Linked DNA regions of Mus musculus: all the other regions are linked to region 1. A link is a loop called in an ENCODE intact Hi-C map of the cell type or tissue named here. Cell type or tissue: heart. All regions are shown on one strand. Each heading gives the region's core, and the rest is flanking DNA. Links, peaks and the distances in the headings are about the cores only.

What was found. Peaks named below come from ENCODE experiments on the same cell type or tissue, not always from the same donor. Only the 100,000 strongest peaks of a DNase experiment are listed, where the experiment ranks them.
Region 2: a loop joins it to region 1, with 2.6 times the contacts of the local background. A loop is called at or near these places in 15 of 42 quality-filtered maps.
Region 3: it touches region 1 in a loop (2.0-fold over the local background); 12 of 42 quality-filtered maps call a loop at or near these places.

The regions. Positions count from the first base shown.
Region 1 is chr10:83,096,293-83,104,325 of GRCm38, reverse strand. All of the region lies in intron 2 of Chst11 (carbohydrate sulfotransferase 11), which reads right to left. Among named protein-coding and RNA genes, the nearest start is that of Chst11, 110 kb to the right of the region's middle. In heart, for the core only: a CTCF peak has its summit at 4,431; DNase peaks (open chromatin) are centred at 2,807 and 3,249; H3K4me3 peaks cover 214 bases; H3K27ac peaks cover 198 bases.
Region 2 is chr10:82,982,606-82,990,638 of GRCm38, reverse strand. Chst11 (carbohydrate sulfotransferase 11) reads right to left here and starts at 5,142. Exons shown (of 3, transcript NM_021439.2): 1 at 4,657-5,142. The coding sequence starts at 4,774. In heart, for the core only: a CTCF peak has its summit at 4,664; a DNase peak (open chromatin) is centred at 5,358; H3K4me3 peaks cover 3,394 bases; H3K27ac peaks cover 2,560 bases; H3K27me3 peaks cover 478 bases.
Region 3 is chr10:83,194,273-83,202,305 of GRCm38, reverse strand. It overlaps Chst11 (carbohydrate sulfotransferase 11), which reads right to left. Exons shown (of 3, transcript NM_021439.2): 3 at 6,406-8,033. Among named protein-coding and RNA genes, the nearest start is that of Slc41a2, 140 kb to the left of the region's middle. In heart, for the core only: a CTCF peak has its summit at 4,136 (motif pointing right); a DNase peak (open chromatin) is centred at 4,155; H3K27ac peaks cover 700 bases.

The DNA of each region.
Region 1 (8,033 bases), core at 1,315-6,314:
CCAGGGTTCTTGAAGGCTGCTCAGCTTTTGATTCTCCCTAGGGTCCTCTGCCTCAGCATGGATGAAGGTGCCTCCCAGACAGTTGTCTGTGTCCTGTAGCTTTTGTCCAGGATCCCCCGAGCAAAGCCTGAGGTCAGGAGTGAAGGGCTTTCCAAGGTTTGTGTTGGATTTGGACAAGCGGGCAAAAAAACGGAAGGGGATCCTGATAGAGACAGGGCTCTCTTAACTGCTGGCTCGACCACACCTGCGCAGTAATTGGATGACAAATGGCAGCAGTTTGCCTGTGTTGCTTTCAGCAAGGCCTTATCTTAATAAGATGCTTATCCTGGGCTCCCCTCTGCTGTAGTTATAGCATCATAACCAAGACAGACAGACAGACAGACAGACAGACAGACAGACAGACAGACAGAGATCTCACTGATAACTTTCCCACCCTGCTCAGAGAACTCAAGCTTGAATTTCTGCAGTGTGTGTGTGTGTGTGTGTGTGTGTGTTTATTTTAAGGTAGGATCTCAAATAACCCAGGCTATCTCAAACACACAATGTGACCAAGGGTGGCCCTGAACTTCTCATTCTTTTGCCTCCACCTCCCAAGTCTGGGGATGGCAGGTTTGTACTATGCTATGCCCCATTTTATGTAGCGCTGGGGACTGAACTCAAAATTTGGTGCATGCTAGGCCAGCACGCGACCAACGAGACTACATTCCCAGCCCCTCCCTACCTTATTATTAGCACAAAGAAAATCACACTGCTATGATTTTCTTCATGCCAATTTTCCCTCATAACTCAAAACAACTATTTTCTTGCTCAAGGAGGAAAAACGACATTTTATTATATGTAGTAAAATGAATGAATGAATGAATGAATGAATGAGCAAGCAAGTAAATAAACAAGGGCTTTCTGTTTCTCTAGCTGGTCCTCATTAAGAAAAGGGTGAGCGAGCCATTCACTGACTACACAGCTCTCAGAGGATGCTCCTGCCCATTCCCTGGTGAGCTAAGGGTACACAGGAGGGAGGCCACTCCCGGAGGAAAGGCCTAGATCTTCTCTGCCATCTTAGCTTCTCTTTCAGGCTGCTTCCCCCAAGACCAGGAATAATTAGGTATCAGCCGCTTGTGAACTCCCCAGTGCCTCAAAGAGTCACCCGGTCTCAAACACTGGCTCATTTATCCCTGTCACAGGAAAGCAATCTCAGAGAGATGCAACTGGGTTTCTGAACCGAGAGGTACCATTCAGGGGATGCAAATCACAAGCGTGGCCAGTAGGAGACCGAGGGGGACGCGGGTACAGTTGGGGGTGGGGGGCTAGGCTGTACCTTTGAAGGACAAGTCTCAAGACAGCCTTTAAGTCTCCTCGTTTTTCTAGCATGCAACTTCCCTACAAATCAGGACGTGATCTGCAAGCAAGCCCATCAGCCCGGGAATACGGGGCCTTGAGAACGTCAATCACAGAACTGCCGAGCTGCCTGCTGAGTGCATGGCTGAGCTCGCGCTGTAGTAAGAGAGGGAGGGGTCTTTCCATTCACATTGTCCCTACGCAGTGGGTGAACTAGGTTCCTTCTCAACCGTCTTTCTGGTTGCTGTTGAAGGAGAAACTAGAAATGTCCCATTGACAAAACCCATGGGTCTCTGTGTTTCACTTTTCTCTCCAGAGGAACAAATGGACGTTCTGTTTGGTTTATGGTGTGTGTGTGTGTGTGTGTGTGTGTGTGTGTGTGTGTGTGTGTCTGGTGGTTGCTATCAGGTACCTTCCTCTGGAATTCTTTACCTTATTTAGCCTCAGGGCTTTCATCGAACCTGAAGCTCACAGATTCTGTAGGACTACAGGCCAGTGAGGTGCGGGAATCCTTGTTTGCCTACCTCCCCGATGCTGGGATTGCAACACAGGGCACCACACCAAACCCCACACCTACGACACCACAAGACACACGAAACGCCAGCTTTCTTTTTAACCCCCTTCTTAAAATCAATGTGATAGGGATCTGAATTCAGGTCCCTCATGCTTGTGTGGCAAACACTGCCCAACCAAGCGTCTCCCTGGACCTTGTTTGTTTAGACACGGGGTCTCCTGTAGCCTAGGCTGGCCTCAGGTTCCACAATGATAACTTTCCATTTCTGAACCCTTTGCTTTCCCCTCCCAAGGGCTGCGATTACAAGTCTGTACCACCATGCTGTCGTTCCTGCAGAATTGGGAAGCAAACCCAGGGCTTTGTGCCTTGTCTGTGTGAGTTAGCCTTGCCGCTCATTCGCTCAGCTAGCAACTATGCACAGCTTATACAGAGCCAGCGCTCTCACCAACAGAAGCCCAGTGAACCCATTACTAACCAGGGCCACAGACCCTCTCTGGATGGACAGCTCAAGGCCTGGCCTGCCTGCAGCCTGCTCGGGCTTGCTCTCACTGGCAGGTCCCTCCTGTTAATGAGGGGACAGACCCAGAACTCTCCATCAGCACCACTCTGCCAACACCAGTACTGGTAGGGCTTTACCAGAATGGAAGATGGCTGCCAAACCACCTCCATTGACATCTGAAGAACAAGCAGAACACGGAAATAGGCCCTTGTGGGCAAGGAACATGAACCAAAAAGAAACTTACACATGGTTACTATGTCTGGGCCGGGAATGCTCAAAAAAGGAACATCTAAAAACAGCTGCCTAACATTTTTATTTTTATTTTAGGAAACAAAAAAAAGTTCCAAACCCATAGAAGTGCTAGCTTCCTGCAACTTCCCTGAGTCAGACATTGTCTCTAGCCTCCGCAAACACACTCTTGGCTTGGGAGTGCTCAGTCTAGCTCAACAAAGTGCCTGTGTGAGTCTGAGGGAGAGTTAGCCAAGCCAGGAAGGGGGACTGTACTTGTAGGCTCCCTCTCCCATTTTTTTCCCTGAATCCACCCACTGGGGACAGAGGTATTCTGAGGACCCTATGGGAAGACTTTAAAGTTAAAAAAAAAATACTGGCTGCTAAACTTGGCTGTATGTTATGCTATTGTTCTGAGGACTTCAAAGAAATCAGCTCATTCCATTTTGGAACAACTCAGAGATCTAGAAACTGACAGCACCCCTAACACACACACACAGAGACACACACACACACTTTACAGATTAAGAAACTGGGGCTCAGGGAGATTAAAAAGAGTACCCCGAATTCCCTTACCAGGGGCATCTGGCTTTACCAAGTCTTAACTGCTGTGTGACACAGTGTGGTTAACTGAGGTTAAGTAATTCATTTCCGGTTTCCAGATGAGGAAATCAAAGCCCCGGCCCCGGCACCGCCCCCGAGATCCTGAATTCCCTCTCAGGTGGTCTGGTCCTGCCAGTGACAGGAAGAGTTAGAGCCCGATGGAGTTAGAACCTGGGCTCCAATGCCCTCACCTTCAGTTAAACTGTGCTGTGGAAGACCTGTCATCGTGGCTGGGTGGCTGGTAGGAAGGGCACAGCGAGGGCTGTCACACCCCAGGTACTCATTCTTTTCCAGCCTGCACTTAGGCTCTTAGAGGGTCATGCACAGGCCCCAGCCCCAGTGCAGAGGGACTCTTCTTCCCTGAACCCCAGAGCCCTGGCTAGTTTTATATCAATTTGACACAAGCTAGAGTTGTCAGGGAAGGGGAGCCTCAAATGAGAAACTGCCTCTCTAAGACCCAGCCATAGGCAAGCCTGTAGGGCATTTTCTTAATTAGCGATTGATGCTGGAGGGACCAGCCTTTGTTCCTGGTGGTCCTGGGTTCTGTAAGAAAGCAGGCTGAGCAAGCCATGGGAAGCAAGGCAGTTAGCAGTGCCCTCCATGGCCTCTGCATCAGCTCCTGCCTCTAGGTTCCTGCTCTGCTTGATTTTCTGTCCTGATTTCCTTTGATGATGAACTGTGATATGGAAGCATAAGCTGAATAAACCCCTTCCTCCCCAAGTTGCTTTGGTTATGGCGTCTCATCATAGCAATAGTGACCCTAACTAAGACACATGTGTCTGGTCACATGCTGAGCTCACAGGACCCAGGAAAAAGCAGCTGTGTTCAGAACCTCAATACCTCATATTAGATTTTGAATGTGAAATGTCCACAGTAGGCTCCTGAATTTGGGTACTTGGTTCCCAGCTGGTGGTACTATTTTGGGGGGTGGGGTGTCTGTGGGAGTTTTAAGAGATGGGGCCTCACTGGAGGAAGCGAGTAGTTTTCAGAAGACAGGTCTCGAAGTGCAGTCTGGCAGGGTTTCCAGCCAAACTATCCCCGCTTTCTGTCTGACACCCAGATGTTATGAGCCAGTGGTACCTCCAGCCACCATGCCTTCGGTGGCCGCTTGATAGGCAGTATCTCCTAAATTATTAGAATAAATGAGAAAGGTACCTAATTCAATGCACACTGAAGAGTCCCTGCCAATGCCTAGCTAGGAAGCCAGCTAGGTTCCAGACACACAAGACACAGTCCCTTTCCTCTAGAGGGCTCTTTACCTCAAGAAGCCAGTGCAAATGACCCAGGGACACACCAGTAAGCAATGACAGTGATGTCACTTCAATGGCCACATGGTCCAGTACACAAAATTGATTCCAGACAGCGTAAGGAAATCAGAACACAGACTCCCTTTGGTTTTTTGTTTGTTTGTTTGTTTTTTTACCAATGACAGGTAGAAATGATATTTTGAGAGCCTTGGGCTGGATAAAACATCTGATTAAAATGTATTTCACCTGTTTGCTTTGTAGCTCTAGGCTAACAGAAAAATCTCCAGAGGAAGAAAAGCAGGAAGTGTTTCCCAATGGAGGGCGCTTCTGAATGAGCAGCAGGAGCAGCAGCAGCAGCAGCAGGAGCAGCAGCAGCAGCAGCAGCAGCAGCAGCAGCAGCAGCAGCAGCAGCAATAGCACATCACGCAAACAAGCCTGGCCTGCCTGCCAGGTGCCCAGAACTCTGTATGTTTTCAAACGTAAGTCTGAAAAAGCTAAAACCTTTGCATGTTTTTTTTCATTCCTATTTTATAAGCAAACTCTCCAGTGTTGAGAAACATGTAGCCGCTTGCCTGAGACCTCCAGTGCCCAGGGTGCGTCCAGGGAGGACGAGACCCCTCCCCTCATTCCCTCATTCCCCGCCACACACACATACAGAGCAGCACCCACAGAGCTTGACAAGAAGCCAGGCTCTGGTACACTTGGCCTCCATCTGAGGTCAAATTCCAATTGGCCCAGAAGCTGCCCGCGTTGTGCAATTTACAGAAAAATCAAATGATGAAGAGGCCTCTCCTAATTGAGGGTAATTCAGGAAATAACTCTTGGTAAATGGCAGCTTGTCCAGCTGTGTTACCGTTTGGCAATGGCTGAGGTCACTCCGCCATCCCAACGCTGCTTCTCCTACTGGAAATATGTCAGGTTCTGTTCGCACAGAGAGCCACAGAAAAATCCCAGTAGTTCCAATCACTTCCTCGCCATATTTCCATAGATCGTGTCAAAGAAGGGGGCGTTCCTGAATCTTCTGTGTCTGAAACAGAACAATGGCCTACAGAGGCAGCAAGAGTTAGCCACCAACTCACAGGTAGCACGCACCACCTCAAGAGGGAGGGGCTTCGTTAACTCCCCCATTCCCAAGGTGATCACAGAGGGGGCTTGTGGCAGACACACCTACAGGAGCTTTTCAAACTACGCCTCTGTGTCTGCTCACTGTCTAGGACCTGTGTGCAGTGGACGTGTTTGTACATAGACTGTTCACGGAGACAGAGGCATTCGTGGTCTTGGAAATGGGTGTCTCTAGCTCGAAAAAAAGCCTGAGATGCGACATAAATCAAAACAGACTGTGCGCTTAGTGAGTGACTCCTAACTCTGTCCTGATTTGAGTGTCCTCAGAGGCAGGAAGCCCCAGAGATGCCCGTCTGTGCACCCTGAGTTCTGAGTGCAGGTGTGCGCTGCTGTGCTCCACCTTCTACCGAGTTGGGGGGGGGGGGAGAGTGAACTCAGACCCTCCTACTTGTGAGGCAAGCCTTTAACTGAATGAGCCTTTGGAATGTGAGGTCTTTGACTTGCAGAAACCTGCATGACAGGCATTTTCCTCTAATTCTCTACAGATGAGGAAGCCCAGGTTTGTGGAGGAGGTCCGGTAATGGCCGCAGGTCATATACCTGGGTTAGCATCCCTCAGTTCTTTCAAGCATCCAATCTTCTCCTATGACCTGAATTGCATCTCCCTCCAGGTCTCCACCTGTCCTAGCTTGATTGGATATGTGACCGGGTAGCTTTTTGCTTGAATATAATAGAGCTGCTAACCATGGCAAAAAAAAAAAAAAAAAAAAAAAGACAGCCCACTGTCCCTGGCTTTGTAGAGATCCTCGCTGGCCTAATGTCATTTGCCATGAATAATGTAGCACTCAAGAGACTGCTATAGGTAGGGACAGGTTAATGTAATATTTCGTCTTTGCTAGCCAGCTGCCATTCTGCTGGGCCAACTATCGGTAATAGCCCTGCAGAAGGAGCCAGTCTACAACTAAATCAATCCCTCTTTGGCTGGTGGACAGCTGTTGGGTCAAAGCAAGATAATGAGACAGGCTCATCATTTACCAGGTGGCTGCTAATGAAGAGATTAATGCAGCAGAGTTAGGGCTGAACAATGGCTGCCCTTTCTGGCCTTCCTAGGCAGGTACCACCCCCAACATTCTCTGCAAACAGCAAACTGCTGAAGCAGACAGCCTCCCCCTTCCTGATTATTTGGAAGATGCAACTGATCTCTGGAAACCTCATCTGATGTCTGGTCCTTCCCCTTCGCTTACTAAAGGACAGGCTGGGGTATTCCTTTCAAGGGGGAACTTGTCCCAATGTGTTATCTGGGGCACAGTTTCTGTGGGTAGCTGCAGAAAGCAGGGACCCTCTTATCCTTAGGACAACATTTGCCTCCATATGGAAAGACTTCAAGCCTGAGTGTATTGTTAAAACAAGAACACAAGATGGCCTATTCTTTAGACTCAAAAGTGTCTGTAACTGAAGGCCCTAGAGGACCCTTCAGCCCTGTGCTGCTGAACTCGGAAGCCCAGAACAATAACCTCGGACATGCTGGCAAAGTCCTAGACTGGATAAAGTCAGCCCCCGCTGGGGAAAGACCTAGGCTCCAGGCAGTTCTTCACATCTCATGCGTGGTCAAAACTGAGAGCCACTGGTTTAACACAATGCCTTCACTTTACAGACAGTGGTGCTGAGGCCAAATGTTGGGGGGCTCCAGCTGTAGAGAAGCCCTTCCACTCAACAAGCAGCTGAGTCAGAGGTACACCTGCTTCATGAATTGAGGGTCTCCCTGCGACCCCGATGCCCACCTACCTCCACTTCCTCTCTCTCAAGATGAACACTATGACCCAATCTCCCTGGGACTAAAGGCTTTTCCTGTCCCTTCCAACCAGGCTCCAGCACCTGCTGTTTGCTCTTGTCCTCTGCAATGCTAGTCTCTCCTAGCATCTTATGTGTCTTCAAAGGCCTCTTCCTCTTAAGAGTCCCCACTGTGCACAGGACTTGGGGGGAGGGGTGCTAACACTACATCTTCTCTCACCTTTCCTGCTCTCTCTCTTCTGGGACCTTTTTTTCTGTTTATTCTTTAAGAACCCATAGGACCAGCAAAATGTGCTGAGCACTGCAGAAAACGCCACCCAGGTCTGGGTGAGGAACGTAACCACAGACTCCTTCCAGCCCTCCACCACGGTAGCATCTATCAGTGTAATATTTTCAGCTGGATGGACACCTCTAAGGAGCGAGAACCACCATCCAACAGCAGAGTTCTTAGAGGTGACTTCTGCTTAACCTAGCTCCAAGCCAGGACATAAAGTCCTCTCCTGCCTTGGCCGGACACCAGACTCTGAAGAAAGGAAACTGCCAGCTGAAAATGCTTATAGCACATCTACTGTGGGTTCCACACCACTCCATGGCCTCAGCTCTGCTATCTGGGTCCATGGCCCCATGCCCAGGCTGGGCCCATGCCTCGCCTTTGACATATTAGGGGAAGGAGAGTCTTCTGGAAGCTTTTTTTTCTACCTGGAGGAGCCGTGTCAAGGCTCCCTCTTCCTACAGGCTAGCAGGGTAAGAAAGAC
Region 2 (8,033 bases), core at 1,870-6,869, 110 kb after region 1:
GATCTACAAATGTAAAATGAGGTATCTTGGGGACTGGACCCAAGATGAACCAACCATTCATCTGTGTGCCGCAGTCCCCTTAAACACACAGCCTGAGGTGACCCCCACACATCTTCAGTCTCCTGTGTTGTGACTTATGACCTATCATGTGAAATCAGGTGTGGAATTTTCCACTCGAGTTGCCATGGTGGCTCTCAAAACCTTGCAAATGTTAGCACCCCTTGGGTTTCATAATCTCTGGTAAGGGATGTTCAGCCTATGTATGCATTCTATACTATGGAGAGAAAAAAAAACCAAACAAACCAGGCGCCTCTGAGTGGCGAAGGATGGAGACTTGTCTCCCTTCTATACATCTCAAATGTACAGATCAGAGATTAAAGTCGTGCTCACAGATGCAGTCTTTGCTCAGCCTGACCCAATGGCGTCTTTAAATTAAGGCTGTACTCTTCCCATACATTCAACCTAGGCAACGAACTCCCAGGTGACTTCCAGAGAATACACTGCAGAAGAAGAAAGCAAGACAGAGACTCCTCCCTGGCAGGCTTCTCCAGGAACCGCAGCATTTAAATAAAAACCACAATCCTAGTGAGAAACACAGAGGGTGGGGTGAAGAAGCATCCCTCACAAAGTACCGCCTGGGACTCCCAGCTTTGCAAGACGTGACACGGCTCCATCAAAGGATAATCCCGCTGTCTTGGGCAGGCAATGGGAGACATTTTAATGGGAGGGGATGGACTTCCACAGGCTGTATCCACAGAGGGACTCACTCGGGTGAAGAAGCAGGCATGTGACTCTGATCTCCAGCTCAGAAGTTCACACCCACGGAGGTGTCCGTCATGAGCATGGATTTCTGTACGTCAGTGGCTAATTGAGACCACCCTTCCCCATTATCCAGGACACAGAGAAGGATCTTCGGGGCCTGGTGCCTCGGGAGCCGTGCAGTCAGCCCCGATATTAACAAGTTTAAACTGGGTCCAGTCACCAGAGAACTAGGAGTCTGAGAATGCCCAGGCACGCCCTGCAGCAGAGCTGGAGGGAGAAGCCAGCTGCTGCTGCTGACCAGCCCTGAACTAGAGCTTCCTGGAGCTAGAGACAAGGGTCAACTACTTCATCCATTCAGCTAGCAAATAGTTTATGGAAAGGCCTCTATGTGTTAGGCCCTGTATAAAACACCCAGACTAGAGAGAAGCCTAAAACCCTGTTCCTGACCAAAAAAGATATAAATAAATAAAAATAAATAAATAAATAAAAGAACTTCATGAAGATTATTAACTCAGGAGGTTGAGGGTTTCAAAAGAAAACTGCCTAACTGACCATAGCCCACTCCTACTAAACTCTAAGTGGTGTAACGGATGGCCAATTACTCAAGTTCGCAATTACCCAAGCTTATGAGCTAGAAAAATACAAAAGACAGTGGACTTCAGACTAGAATGTCAGGAGGCATTTGCCAGCCTAAGAGCTAGGCAGAGTTTGTGGGGTTGTTTGTTTGTTTTTTGGTTTTTGTTTGTTTTTTGTTTTTTGTTTTGTTTCATTTTTTTCCCTCCCGCATACCCTCCAGCCAGCAAGGAAACTTAAGAGTTCATCTCCTTCACGGAACTGCTTTTCTATCTCACAGACAGGAATCCAGAGAACCCTTGCCAGAGGGCTTCAGATCTGATCCGAGAGATTCCCCAGGTAAAAAGACTGACTGTAACCAGGGGACTTCACAGACTCGTCACTTTAAAATTCAAGGGGGGGTGGGGGTGTGCGAGAGCAGGTTCTCCAGGTAGGAGAGTTTGCTGCTATTGCTGAAGACCAAGGTTTGGCTCCCAGCACCCACATTTGGTGGCTCATAACAACCTTTAACTCCAGCGCTAGGGTGTTCAAACCCTCTTCTGGCCTCTGTAGGCACCTGCACACATATAACATGCACACACATGTAGGTTCCACCCCACCCCCACACATAAAAATAAAAATTCTTAAGGGGTCAGAGAAACAACTCGAAGTCAAGGACACTGCTCTCCCACAGGACCCTGGTTCAATTCCCAGCACTCACACAGAGGTGGCTCCCAGCCATCTGTAACTCCAGTTCCAGAGGATCCAACACACTCTCTGACCTCCATGGGCACTGCACACACACACACACACACACACACACACACACACACACACACACACACACGCAAGGGAGGGAGTAATTTAAAATAAATCTTCTCTTAGAATCTTTTTTTAAAAATTCAAAGCAGAAAAAAAAAACGATTTGATCTCAACTATCAACCATAGATATTAACAAAATGAAAAAAAACAAGAGATAAAAAAAAAACAACACTGTTTCCAAATCATAAATTTATGCCCATATTACTAGTACTGACAGGGAGTTCTGCGGCACTATGTATAATTTCAAGTAAGAACTTTCAATCAAACGTCTGTAGGTTCGTATCCAGGTCGATGTCTTGAAAGTTGCATTTGCCTGGCACTAAAAGAGGGCTCAGCAAAAGCAGGCTCCTGGTGATATGAATTATAAACAAATGTCATTTAGTGAAAAGAAAGGAGACCAGGAAGGGAAGGGCCCAGCAGGATCAAAGACAGTATTCAGTGACCCACAGGCTTGGACAAGGCTAAAAGTTCCAGAAGGCTACACTGAAAAAAAAAAACCCTACAGCCACTTCCAAGTCAATTGATAAGTTAAATTCTGATGATTAGAAAGCTGGAAACGCAAGGCCCTGGCTACAGGTTGTGAGTTTTTTCCTCCGTGTCTTGAGTAAAGCTTATTTCGTAGTTCACCACAGGATTCATGCTAAGGGAATTCTGATGGACAACTTACAGGTGCACAGAGGTTCACGTACATTCCTTCCATACACTCCTGGTCTAAGCACTTCTGCTGAGAATTACCGGGCACGCACCATCCCAGCAAAACTTGAATAGGCCTGAACACAGCTCTGAAGTCTAGACCAAATCACTGGGCCCTTTGTTTAAACAGCATTAGCTTCATTATATCTGCATACCAGCCTGTCCTCTAGCCCTCTGGCTTGGTTCTGGGTGGCCCCTGGAGCTTGGCACTCTTGAGATGCCCGTGTGTCTGGTCCCACCCTCTTGCAACCCAGAATGCCAGCAAAGTCCATTTTTAAATTCTCTCACAAGTTTCACAACCACAGGTTTGAGTAAGGAGTTTGCTGACATTAGACTAAAAATATGAGCTGCAAACAAAAGCCATCTTTTACCAGGACTGGCTGGGGTGTCCGGGTAGCACAAGACCATATTCTTGGCAGCCAGACCTCCTTAACAACTGTTGTGAGCCCCAAAAGGAAGAGAGGCCAGTCTGTCCCTGCGCTGTCAAGGAATCCCTGCCTGTTTGATGCAAGGAACAGCTTTACGGCTCTGTCTGGCTTGATGAATTCGCGGCTGAGTCTACTGAAAGTGTTAGCTATACACGTAAAGAAGGCGGGAGGCAAAAAAAAAAAAAAAAAAAAAAAAAAAAAAAAAAAACAGCCTTATTTCCCTGGAAAGATACGTGTTTCCACCCCACCCCCTTCCTCCCTGCTATTAGGAAAGGAAATGATTATTGTAGCGACTCTGAGGAGTCAAAATATGTCAAGGTGACCCAGTACAGGTCTATTGATCCAGAAGAAATGGGGAAAGGGGTTCCCAAGTCTAAGGCTGGGTGGCCACATACAGAACCGTCTTAGAAAGTCCTACCTGTTGGGCTTCTAAACCATGCAGCACAGCCCGGCCAGAGCACTCCAGGGCGCCCCTCTCTTCTCTAGCACCAAACTTTCCTTCTGGACCCCCGGGATGAGGGGTGCCTAGGCCCTGCCTATCCTGATAGGAGACTTGGTATTTAGCCTAAGCCAGAGAAGACGTGAGGAAGGATTCGTTCCTGTGCTGCAGAAGTCTCTAAATGCTCAGAACCCAAGAAGAAGGGATGAAACTGCACAAAGTATCTCCAAGAGCTTTGATGGTCAAAGTGCAGCCCAAAGGCTCTGGAGTTCCTAGCTGGGGGGTCTGGGGCCAGGAGATGGTAGACCAGGCCCAGGAGCAACAGCTGCAAAGTCACCACCGTGCTGGACCCTGGGGTGTTTTCGCAAAATATCTCCCCCGATGGAGAGAAGAGCAGGGAACCTACCCACTCTGTCCCCACACCTGCTCTGCTGCTGAGCTTGGAACACGTGGTAGCTGGGCTTGGGGCTTCCCAGGCGGCTGCAGGGACTCACTACCCAGCCGGGGCGTGCACCACTCGCCCGGGGGTCCCCAACCAGGAAGAGGCAGCGCTGCCTGGCGCAGAACAGCCGGCTGCCAGCGCCTGCTTCACCTCAGCCCTCAGCAGCAACCCGGACAGAGTTTTGTAGTCTTCCCATCAACCCGGGCAGCTTCCAACAAGCCCTACCTTTCTATGCCACCTAGCCAATAGACAAGACACAAAGAAAAAAAGAAAAGAAAAGAAAAGAAAAAGGAGGCAACAACACGCGCCGCTGTCTCTCCTTGCAGTCTCAACCTCTAGCCTGGAGATGGGAGGAAGAGGAAGCGCACCTTCTCTTCCCATCCCAACTCCGTGACCCGCGGATCCCGGCAGTAAAGAGCCCCGAAGAGGCCGAAGGGAAGAGGTGAGGTTGGAAGAAGCAGAAAGCAGAGCGAGAGAGGAGAAAATATCCAACAAAACCACGCTAACGCGCCCCCTACCTGGGTGCAACATACTTTGGAAATAGAAGATGACCAAGATAAAGGATCCGAAGCAAGTGGCCAGCACCATCCGGCAAATTCTGTTCATCCTCATCACTTCCAGCAGCGCCGGCTTCATGGCTTTGTCCTGGCCGCGGGGACCCGGCTGTCCGGGAGGCGCGTCCCGAGCGCAGAAGCGGGGACCCCGCCGCGGGGGTACCAGCACCGGGGAGGCTCAGAACAGAGCTGGCTGGGCTCCGGAGCTGGCTCCCGCTAGCTTCACCGAGGCTCTCCGAGGCCCCGACTCTGGTCTAGAGGGTGAAAGGCGCAGGAGTTGGTGTGCAAGTGTGAGGATGCGTGGCTCCGGCCGCGCGCTCCTGCCGGTCCGCCTCGCCTCTGCTCGATGCTCCGCCGCCTCCTCTGCTGGCGCCTGCGGCCGCCGCTGCCTCCTCACGGGCCGGGCGACCGGGATGCGAGAAGGAAGGTGCCGCCGCCGCCGTGCACTGGCCTCTGTGACTGTCCAGGCCCCCCTCCCTCCCTCCCTCGCCAAAAGCTACTTCATTGCGCTCCAGTGATCTATATATTCCAGGGCTGGGTTTTACCAAACGCAACTCGCAGCCCCCGGCGAGGGGAGGGCGCCGGCGAGCGGGGAGGGCGGGGCCGCGCCGGGGCGGAGCGTCGCCTCCCCCCGCCCCTACCCGAGACGTGGTCGCGTCCAGCTGTTTCCCGGGGAGTCCGGAGTGCGCAGCACGCTCCCGCAGGGTCCCAAAAGCCCTCAGTCCCTGGGCGGAGCTGGGCCGCTGTCTCGAGGTTGCGTGAACGTTTCCATGACACAACCGGGATGGGGGAAAACCATGAATAAGATGCTGTAGTGCTGCCACCCGTTCTCCGGTGTGGCGAGAAGCAGGTTAGGTGACAGAGGCAAACAGGAGCCCTGCTGACACGCGACCATTTACAATCCCTGGGCGGTTTAGCAGGGGAAGTTGCCCCACGCTCCCCTAAGAGCGGATGCCCTTCTCATACTGATCAAAAACTGGGCAGTTCCGTTTTTCTTTCAAAGGACAGCTCAGCTTGAGGGCTGCTTTTGCAAAGAGGTTAAAGAGAGCGGACTTAAAGTCAAGGTTAGGGAAACTGTTCCGGCATCCCAGGATCTGGTGACTGCCGCTGCTAGCCTTTCTGACACGTGCCCTCACCCGCACCCCTCGGGGCAAAGCGGGTTTGTAGCTTTTAAAACTGTTTCACCAAAAGGTACAGCTTTCTGTAATTTATTCGAAGTGTATGAGAATCAGTCGGACGGATGTGAAAAGACGCCCCTAAAAGTCCAACAAAGTGTTGGGAGTGGAGGCTGGGAGGGGGAGATCCAAGCCAGCTTAGCCTTGGCAGGTAGAGAGAAAGATGGCGCTGCTTACCTGCATTGTGTAAAATGTTGTTAAATGCTCAGCTCCATGCATTTGGGTGGCCAAGGATCAATAAGGTGGACGCGGGTCAATGATAAGGAGATCACTTTTATGCCAGGAAAGCAGGGTTATTGTAAAGCCTGACCTTTCTACTTTACCATTAAATGCATTTACAGAATGCTGGATTCCATAAGACATTGTACCTTTGAATGTGTCTCTTCACAGGGGCACTGATAAATTCTTGTCGAATCTGAATGTAATGGGCCTTATCCTCCCCTCACATTTGACAGACTCACAAGTTGCTTTCTGATACATGTATCCAGAAACGCCTCCAAACCTCCTCTTCCTTCTCCTGAAGTTTTCCCTTCAGCAGAGAAAGTCCGCAGGCTTCCTGTGATTCAGACAAGAGTCAATTACAGGGAGATATTTATGTAGCCAGTATTATTTTGCTGCTCCTTTATGAATGAGTTGCTTGCTGAGGTGGCCGAGATATACATGCTCCAATACAAGCCACTCCCCAGGGAGTCCCCACATGATGTGAGTAGGCACTGCTGTATAGTCTCCTCCTAGTGCACTGGGTGGGAGGATGGACCCCTTGTAGGGGCATATCCCCCAGAGGGCCTGCAGGGCTGCTCATTACAGGCGTGCCATTATCTTCTTTAACCAAAGCACGATGAAGAGGGATTTGCATGCCTTTCATTCCATCATCTTTCTGCCCAAGGCAGAAAACCACACTGTTGAGCCTGGACATTCATAATAAGCCAGTTTGGGTAGTCACACACCCAAGGAAGACGTGAGAAATGTGAGTCTTTGGGGGTTTTGGAAGATTGAGTTGAACCATGTGCCGGAGAAGGACGGAGAGCCTTGCCAGGTATCCATGCTTGCATCCTCAAAATCTGGGTTGGCCCAACATACAGAATCGGAAGAGGCTGTGCCAGTGACTTGCCACGTCTTCCAGGAAGTATCCCCTAATTTCTCACTGGGCTTCTCTTTCCTCCTCTGTGCTCCAGATCCGACCCCACCTCCAGCCACTGTGCCCTATAGACAGAACTCTCCTGAAGGATCAAGGTGACTTCCTCTCCCTCCATCCCACTCTGATACCCAGTACAACTGGCACACAGCGGGTGGAAGTCACAAATGGCGAGGTATTTATCTCTTAGACTAGGAAGGTAAGGTAGAACCCTCTCAGGTGTACGGTCATAGCCAATGGCAACAGGCTATGACCCTGCTGTCCACAGCATACTTGTAGTCAGTGGAGAGGTTCTGATTCTTAGTCCCATGTCAAGCTGTAAACTTACCAACTGCAAAGGAAGTCTCCACTTTCTTTCTGTCCCTGGTCTAACAAAAACTTATTTCCCCTTTGCCTGTGCTACCTTACTGACATTGACAAGAAAAAGGACAATCAACTGATAAGATGTGGAGAAAAAAAAGAAGATTGTATCTTTTCAGTGATGACCCAAAGTAAGACGACTGCTTCTAAAGCCAGGCTTTGGGCTTTGGCTTTAGCTCAGTGGTAGAGCTCTTGGCTAACGTGCATGAGGTCCTGGGTTCAGTCTCTGCTCCAGCGAAATAAAATAAGTCAGCTTTGTTTTCCCAACATATCTGTTAAGACAGGCACGGTTCTATGGCAATGACAGAGAATCCCTACTTTTGGTGCCTTAAAGCACTTGGGCTACACCAACAGCTGCTGTTTATCTACTGCGATGGGCAGCAGGGCTGTACCTTGGATGTGTCTTGCAGACGAGGTGAAGCAGCATTACTAGAACAGAGATTCTCACCCCTCCTAATGCTGCAGCCCTTAAATACAGCTCCTCATGTTGTGGTGATCCCCAACCATAAAATTATTTTTGTTGGAACTTCATAATTACAATTTTGCTACCGGTATGAATTGCAGTGTAAATATCTGTGTCTCCCGGTATTCCAAAGCAGCCCCAAAAGGGGTTGCAACTCAAAGGCTGAAAGATGTTGTTCTAGAATGGTGCCCTTTGCAAGGCTTGAGAA
Region 3 (8,033 bases), core at 1,184-6,183, 98 kb before region 1:
TCTCCCTGCCCCTCCTTCTTCTCAGATCCTGAGAACCAGGGGGTTCCATCTACTTGTGTTCTTGATTACTGTAGGAACTCAGGCCCCCCAGCCTGGTTGTTCCTGACCCTGGGTGCCAGGCAGTTATTTGCTGTGGGGATTGGTCTGTAGGGGTCCCAGATCCCGTTTGGTTGAGGATCATTCCTCCAATCACTTTACCTTCCCTCCACCCCTTGGGCCAGTCTTTCCTAAGCAGAATTTAGTATTTTGTCTGTGTATAAATCAGCAATCCTTTAATATAGACCCACATGGGTCAGGACAACTCTGAATGCAGCTTAATGCAGAATCAGAAACTTACCTAAAACATTACCAGTTTTTTGCCATGTGTGTGTGTGTGTGTATGTGTGTGTGTGTGTGATCTGATTGTGTGGCTTACTGTGTGAACTTCGTACATGAGAACATTATGTCTGAATATCAAAAGGTTGGGGGTGTGTGTGCTAGTATCTGGGAAGATGTCTGCATTCGTCCTTGATGAAGAGTCTAAGTCTTTCATGCTCTCTGCCCCTGGCAATGGGTCTGACCTTGGTGGATGCCCTGCCTTTGAGTGAGTGAACAATTCTCTCTGCACAGATGCCAGCTCCTGGAAATGGTGGTGGAGGGAAGCTGGGGACGTCCCAGACTCTCTGCTGCTCACAGATCTGCCCGAGGACAGGGGTGTACAATGGCTTGGGTCTACCCACAGGGAGCTCCACCCAGAGCGAGCTCTGTTCATGGAGACCGTGGGCAACTAAGGCTAAGCGTGTCTAAGACATTCCCACTGCCCACTGGCCTTTTTCTCACCTTGGTTTTGGAAGGCCACTCATCCTATGGCGCTGTCCCCACAGTGCTCACAGTGTGACTTTCCTGTGGGACAGGTGACTTGGACATGGTGTCTTCCCCCTGAGCTGCTGCCCTGAATATTTTGCAGGTGCTGCTGGCCAATAGCACAAGATACTTATAGCTCACCCTGCCATTTAACAGTCCCTGGGACATGCCCCACCCCCACCCCCACCCCATGACTTCCACTTTGTCATTGGCTTTATATAAGTCTAGCCCTTCTGAATACTTGGTCTACATCTGGTAATGACCAGTCCGATAGTTTTTGAAGGCTGGGCCTTTGTTTGGAAGATGGCCCAGCTTTCTGTGTCTGTTTTAGCCTGAATGTTGTCCTTTTTCTGCCGGTTCTCTTATGTTATCCCATGTTGACGATGTCTGTCAACTTGCTGGCCAGCTTCTGTCCCCATAGCTCAGGTTCGACTATTCCTGTTTCTTCCCGGATCTCCTCCTCCCCTCCCCCTCTTCCTCCTCTTCTTCCTCTTCTTCCCGCTCTCCCCTCCTCCTCTTCTTCCTCTTTCTCCTTCTCCCTCCTCCTCCTCCTCTTCTCCTTCTTCCTCTTCCTCCTCCTTCTAAATCTCAGCTCACTAAAGACACATAATACCTGTGAACTCTGGGGTCACCAGATCTGGGGTCAATCCCCTCTCTTTTGCTGTTGGGATGAGTGGGTTGTAGCAGTTGTTAACTATCCTAATCTGAATTCTTATCTGAAGAAAGCGCCCATGCCTTCGCCTTACTTGTTTCTATGGAAAGCACGGATCACCCTGCACGATTTATACTAAATTATGCACTAATGCATAAAGGTTGCTTCCCTCTTGGCCAGCTTTTCTTATGAAAACACATAGCTTGCTGCCTGGCATGATGGTTCAGTGAGCCAGGGGGCTTGCGGCCAATCCTAATGAGTTCCATCTCCAGAACTCACATGGTAGAATGAGAACCCACTCCCTCCACTTGTGCTCTGACATCCACACACAAACCGTCACACACGTAAATACAGAAAATTTAATAACAAAGGAGAAAATACATAATTTGGGGGTTGGGATCTCAGTGAGGGAAGTACGAGCCAGGCGGCGAGCCTGGCAGCCTGAGTCTGGATCCCCATGTCTCTGGTAGCTGGAGTCCTGTCCAAGTGTTTCCAGATTCTTGGCCTCTAATGCAAAGAATTGAAAATAAGGGATGGATTCGCATAGACTTGCAGAGAAGCAAGATAGCTTTATTCAGAGTGTAGATTATAGAGGGATGTCCTGTTAAAATTGACAGCAGGCCACCTGAGTGACAGAACTCAAACTCTGTTACTCTCTGGGGCTAAGGAGAGGGGCTGGTTACTAAGGGGGTTAATTTGGGCGGTTCTTTATTCTGATTGACAGGTTAGGTCATATATTCATTTTCCCCACTACACATGCCCCTTCCCATAATGCATTCTATCTTATGCACACCCAAGTATGCATAGGCATAAGATGCTAAGTAGGGGCTTCTCCCTAAAAGGTTTGAGGATACATTTCTGCTTTACTGTGCATGTAACCCAAACCAGTTCAGACCAGATCATCCCTTCTGTTCTTTGTATATAGATACACTGGGAATACACTTGAATAGAAAGTGACTAAATTTGCTTGTTACCTGGAGTGGCAAAAATCTGTGCTACTGTTCAGGGCTGTGAGCGCCTGGAACCTGATGCGAGGGGGGTGAGGAGGGTCTCCTGAGGTTGCTAGGTGCATTTTGGAGAGGAGTTAGTATATATAGCATATGCAAGTGAACTAGGTTGCAGTGTGTGTGTGTGTGTGTGTGTGTGTGTGTGTGTGTGTGTGTGTGTGTGCACGAGCACGTGCATGTGCATGCATAACCCAAAACCAAATGGGATTCCAAGCTAAACTCTCCTATACTTACGTCACCATTCAATTGTTGGCAGAGACTCACAGAGCCACTCATGAGCCTGGAATTCCCGAGCAGCCACGGTAAGATGGCAGGCAGAGACCCGAGGCTCTAAGAGCACATGTGACAGCTAGCATGGTGTGTGCACCAGTGAACAAAGAGAGACTCTTTCCAAGACAAGGTTGATGGCAAGGGTGACTCCTGAGGCAGACCTCGGACCTCCACATGTGCTCTGTGATACACGTGTGTCCAAATCCACCCACACACTTATATCCAAACACAACATGCACGCATGCGCGCGCGCGCGCGCGCGCACACACACACACACACACACTCACAGAGACAGACAGACAGACAGACATAATTTGGAAAAAGCCACATTGAAAGCAAACATTTTAAGATCCCTTGAGGCATTTGGGACGAGGGCAGAGTGGCTCTTCAGGGACCTTAAGGTCCACACCCAGAGCCCATTCTGGCATTGGACAGTTTGTTCTTTCTGTCTTCAGCTTGGTTCCAGGCAGTGGCTGTTTCTGACTTAACCCAAAAGGTAAAGGGCCTGACTAGGCCCGGCTCCTTCATGCCAATGGGAAAGATCCTGAGCCTTTGTCTTTTCTCCACCATGATGTACTATCACCTTAAAAATATTGCGGAAGAGCTGTGGGTGTGGCCTGGCCGCAGAGCACTTGGCCAGCATGCGCCTCATCCCTGGGTTCAATTCTAAATTTAGCCGTGGACTGTATGCCTGGTAGTTCCAGGAACTGGGCAAGAGGAGGTAGAAGGATCAGGAGCATAAGGTTATCTTCTGATACATAGCAAGCTCAAGCCCTGGGCTCCAGGAGAAAACAAACAAGAAGGAGGAGGAGGAGGAGGAGGAGGAGGAGGAGGAACAGCAGCAGTTCATTAATGCGGAGGTTATTTTTTATTTCCATATTTTGAATGAAGATGCTCCTTGTCTCCCTGGCACACCATACAGGAAGTATATACTTTGATTTCTTACTTGAATTTGGGTATAAACTAATTCTTCCTCTTTTTTTTTTTTTTTTTTTTGGTTTTGTTTTTCGAGACAGGGTTTCTCTGTGTAGCCCTGGCTGTCCTGGAACTCACTTTGTACACCAGGCTGGCCTCGAACTCAGAAATCCTCCTGCCTCTGCCTCCCGAGTGCTGGGATTAAAGGCGTGCGCCACCACGCCCGGCTTAATTCTTCCTCTCTTAAAAAAACCCTTTTTGTTTTATTTATCTGTGTGTCTATTATAAAATGTTCTTATTAAAAGACTGTTGGAAAGTCATACTTTGGGAAAATCTACCTCTTCTCAAGATGGGGCACTTTGCCCTTTTCCCTAATCATCTGTACCTGTCTCTTGGGGGCGAGGCCAGGAGGGAGGGCTTTGCCCACACAAGCCGCAGTCGCTGCACTTCCTGCAGTGTCCAGTTGAGGGCGCCAGTGACACCATCGGAATTTCCTACTGACTGACTGGCTGCAAACAAGCCATTCAGCACTTCTCTCAAGATGAAGCCAGGAAGGTCTTAGTCTGCTCGGCATCCCATGGACCTGCACAGTGGCCGTGAAGGGTCAGGGCTGGGTTAGATGGCGAAGTTACATTCAGTCTGCTTAGCGGGCCTCCTTTGAGGTGACTAAGCCCTGAGGTCTGGGCATGGTGTGAGCTCTTCTGCTGGTGGCAAAGACAGCCAGATGAGTGGACTCATCAGGAACCATACATGGTGTGTCTGAAAACAGAATCAAGGGCTGAGTAGGAGGACTCAGTCAAGTGCTTGCTAAGCAGGGATGAGGATGAAAGTTAGACCTCAACACTCATGTGAGAAAACAAAAACCAGGGCACAGAAGTGTGCACGCGTAATCCCAGCTCTGGGGCTGGCTAGCCTGCCAGCCTAGCTGAAACTGGTGAGCCCAGTGACTCTGTCCAAGATACAAGGTGGGTAGTATCTGAGGAATGATACTCAAAGCTGATCTCTGACGGACACACTCACACACTTACACACATATATACATACACTCATACACATACACACATATATACATTCACACACACACTCACATACTCACACTCTCACACATATACACACTCACACATACACACACATATTCACACTCATACACATACACCAATACACTCACACAATACACACATAGTACACACACTCACACACATAACTCACATATACATAGTCTCAAATACACTCACACACATACATACATAGTCACATACACATACTCTCTCACACATACATACATACAGTCACACATACACACATATTCACACACACACACACACAGAGACACAGTTTTTTAAGCAATGTAATACCATTTTGTTCAGGCTTAAGTTCAGTTCAGGGCAATCCTCCTGCCTCAGTGAGTGCTGGAATTCCGAGCTTGCCAGCCCGCCAAGTATCCCTTCCTTTTGTTTTACTGATAGCTGTTCTGTGTGGCTTTTCTGAGATTTGGGTTTTAGAAACAGCTTTCAAGTGGGATTTTGTGTGTGTGTGTGTGTGTGTGTGTGTGTGTGTGTGTGTGTGTGTGTATAAAAACATGGAAAAGTGTCCTGGCAACAAAGCTAGAAGATTCTGGGGTTTGGATAGCAAATGAGCGTGTACCTTAAGATCTGTATCTGGTGGTAATAAAGCCATCAAAGGGAATGGGGACTCTCAAGCTGGCTCCTGAGTCCATCTTTCCTTCTGGATCCCCCCCCCCCCCAGGTGGCCGTTCTCTTCCCATTTCTGTTATATCACGATGGACCCGAAAGCTCTCTTTTTTTTCTACACAATTCTATTACCTGAATCAGGAACCAAATAAATGTGCTTATCACTTAACCACCTCAAGTATTATGTTACAACAACAGAAAGCAGACCAAGACAATGCCCAGCTGTGGTGTTAACTATCAACTTGATGGAGATTTAGAGTCACCATGGGAACAAACCTCTCGGCATGTGAGAGGTGTTTTCAGACTGAGTTAATTGAGATGATACGGCCATTGTGGGCAGCATCATGCCCTGGGCTGGGATTCTGAACTGAATGAAAAGGAGAAAGTGAGCTGAGCACCAGCCTTCATCTTTGAAAGCCTCCTGGCTGTGGATGCGAGGTGACCAACTGCCACACCCTCCTCACCAAGACTTATGGATCTCTCACACCGTGAGCCAGAACAGGCTCATTCCTTAAGTTGTCCCAGTCACAGGAAGTGATGTGGCGCATCAGAGAGGAGCAGAGGTGAGTCTGCAGATCAGCTCTGTGGTTTCCTAGTTGCAGGAACGGACATCTGCTCAGAGGGAGACATGGTCTAGTGCCAGGGTGTAGGCTGTGAGGATTGGCTCTGCCACCACCCACGGGGGGGGGGGGCTTTATTTCCTCGCTCTTGACACAGAGGCAGGACCACACTAGCCAGAGAATCTTCCAGTGTGCGCAGAGACTTCTAGAGAAAAGCAGAATGAAGCAAAGTTTCCATTCACCCATTTAACAAGGAGGACCTGGCCACTGGGGGCAAGCAAGCTCCACCCTGGCCACTGAGGGGAAGGGGGCTTCACCCTGGCTGGATGACTAGCAGAGTCTCATCTCCACACTCACACACATGAGCAGATCACTTGCAGGCTGAAGGGCACAGCCCACCCCACTGCACTCCCCAGTCTTTCATTAATGAACCAAAAATAGTCCACACACAGAAAACAGATTCTGGCTTTTTTTTTTTCTTCTTCAATTTAATTGAAGTTACTTAGAAAAATAATCAGGCTTGAATGGCTTTTCCTGGAGGAACATTTCACGCATCTGTTGGCAACATAGAATTCAGCTTCTTTAACAGTATAGTAAGATACAGGGAGAGAATTCTACAACAGGCCCTCCTCGACTGCATACAAATATGTAAAAAACACACACTCCACAGAGATGTTAAATTCTATGTCCATATGCTTACTGAGCATGCTCAGAAGAGAATACGGATACCACCTTTTGTACCTGATGAGAGCAGATCAAAATCTGCCTGCTGCTGTCCAAGGGTTCAGCTGTTTCTAGAAGGTCCTGTTGTCTATTCAGAGGGGCTGTTTAGCTCTGCTGGGGGAAAGCTGGGGGGTGCTGGTGGGCAAAACCTGAGGGAGTGATGGAGTCAGTCCTGCTGACAAAGAGGTGGGCCAGGATGGGACATGGGTACCAGGAGTGCACAGGCTTGGGCAATTTGTGTATGTGTGTGTGCACATTTATGTGTGCATGTGTGTGTATGCATGTCTGTGCATGTGTGTCTATGTATACCCATGTGTGCATGTCTACTGTGCATGTGTGTATGCCTATCAATGTGTGCATGTATATGTATATATGCATGTCTATTGTGCATGTGTGTATATGTATACCCATGTGTGCATGTGTGTGTGCATGTCTATTGTGCATGTGTGTGTATACATGCCCATGTGTGTATGTATACGTATGGAGGAGGCCTGGGCAGAGGAAGAGAGTAGGAAAGCAAGCAAAATTCTCTGTGGTTTTGTCAGTTAAAGCAGGATAGTAATGCAATCATTATCACATGAGCTAAGAGTCCTAGGGGCTTATACAATGCTCAGGAGCATTCTTGGAGCATGGGCTAAACCTGTGTGCTCAGAAGGGCTGACCAAAGAGAAGTTTCTGGTTCCCATGTTCTCCTTGTGGCTGCAGAGAAAGCCTTACTCCCAGAACCAGGAAGAAAGGGTTGTCTGAGCCCCCCTCAATGGGCTGCCCTGATTCCCAGACCAGCTGAGAAAGGCACTGGGGCAGGGGGAGGCTATAGGGACTGCAGGCAGGGACCCCTGTGGCTCATAGTCTAAACTTTCTCGATAAATGAGTACACTAAGCAGGCATGTCCTTATCACTCTGCCTGTACCTAGTCCTAAAACACAGCTGCACCTTTGAACAGTGGCTCAGAGCTGGGACGCTGGCAGCTCCCCTTTCTAGCTAAGCACAAGAGGCATGCAGGAGAAAGCTTTTCCAACATTTTTTTTTCCTCAGTAGAAAACACTTGGATTTCCAAGCACATTTCACCAATGGATGTCTTTAGCCAGGAACACAGAAACCTTTCTACACTCTACAATAAACAGTCAAGCCGATACATATTTTGAAAATTGTCACTAGGAAGTGTGAACACAAGACAGGAGAAAGACTCCCTCATTCTGGAAGCGTATTGATACACTCTCCCCAGAAGGACAGTCTTTCTCCCTGTAAGAGAGAGAAAGGGAGTAAGTACCATCTGCACACAGCACTGGACCACAGACGGAAGACAAACAGATGCGGACCATGGAAATCAACACGAATCTCCATTTAAAACTCCTGAAGCACACAGTGAACA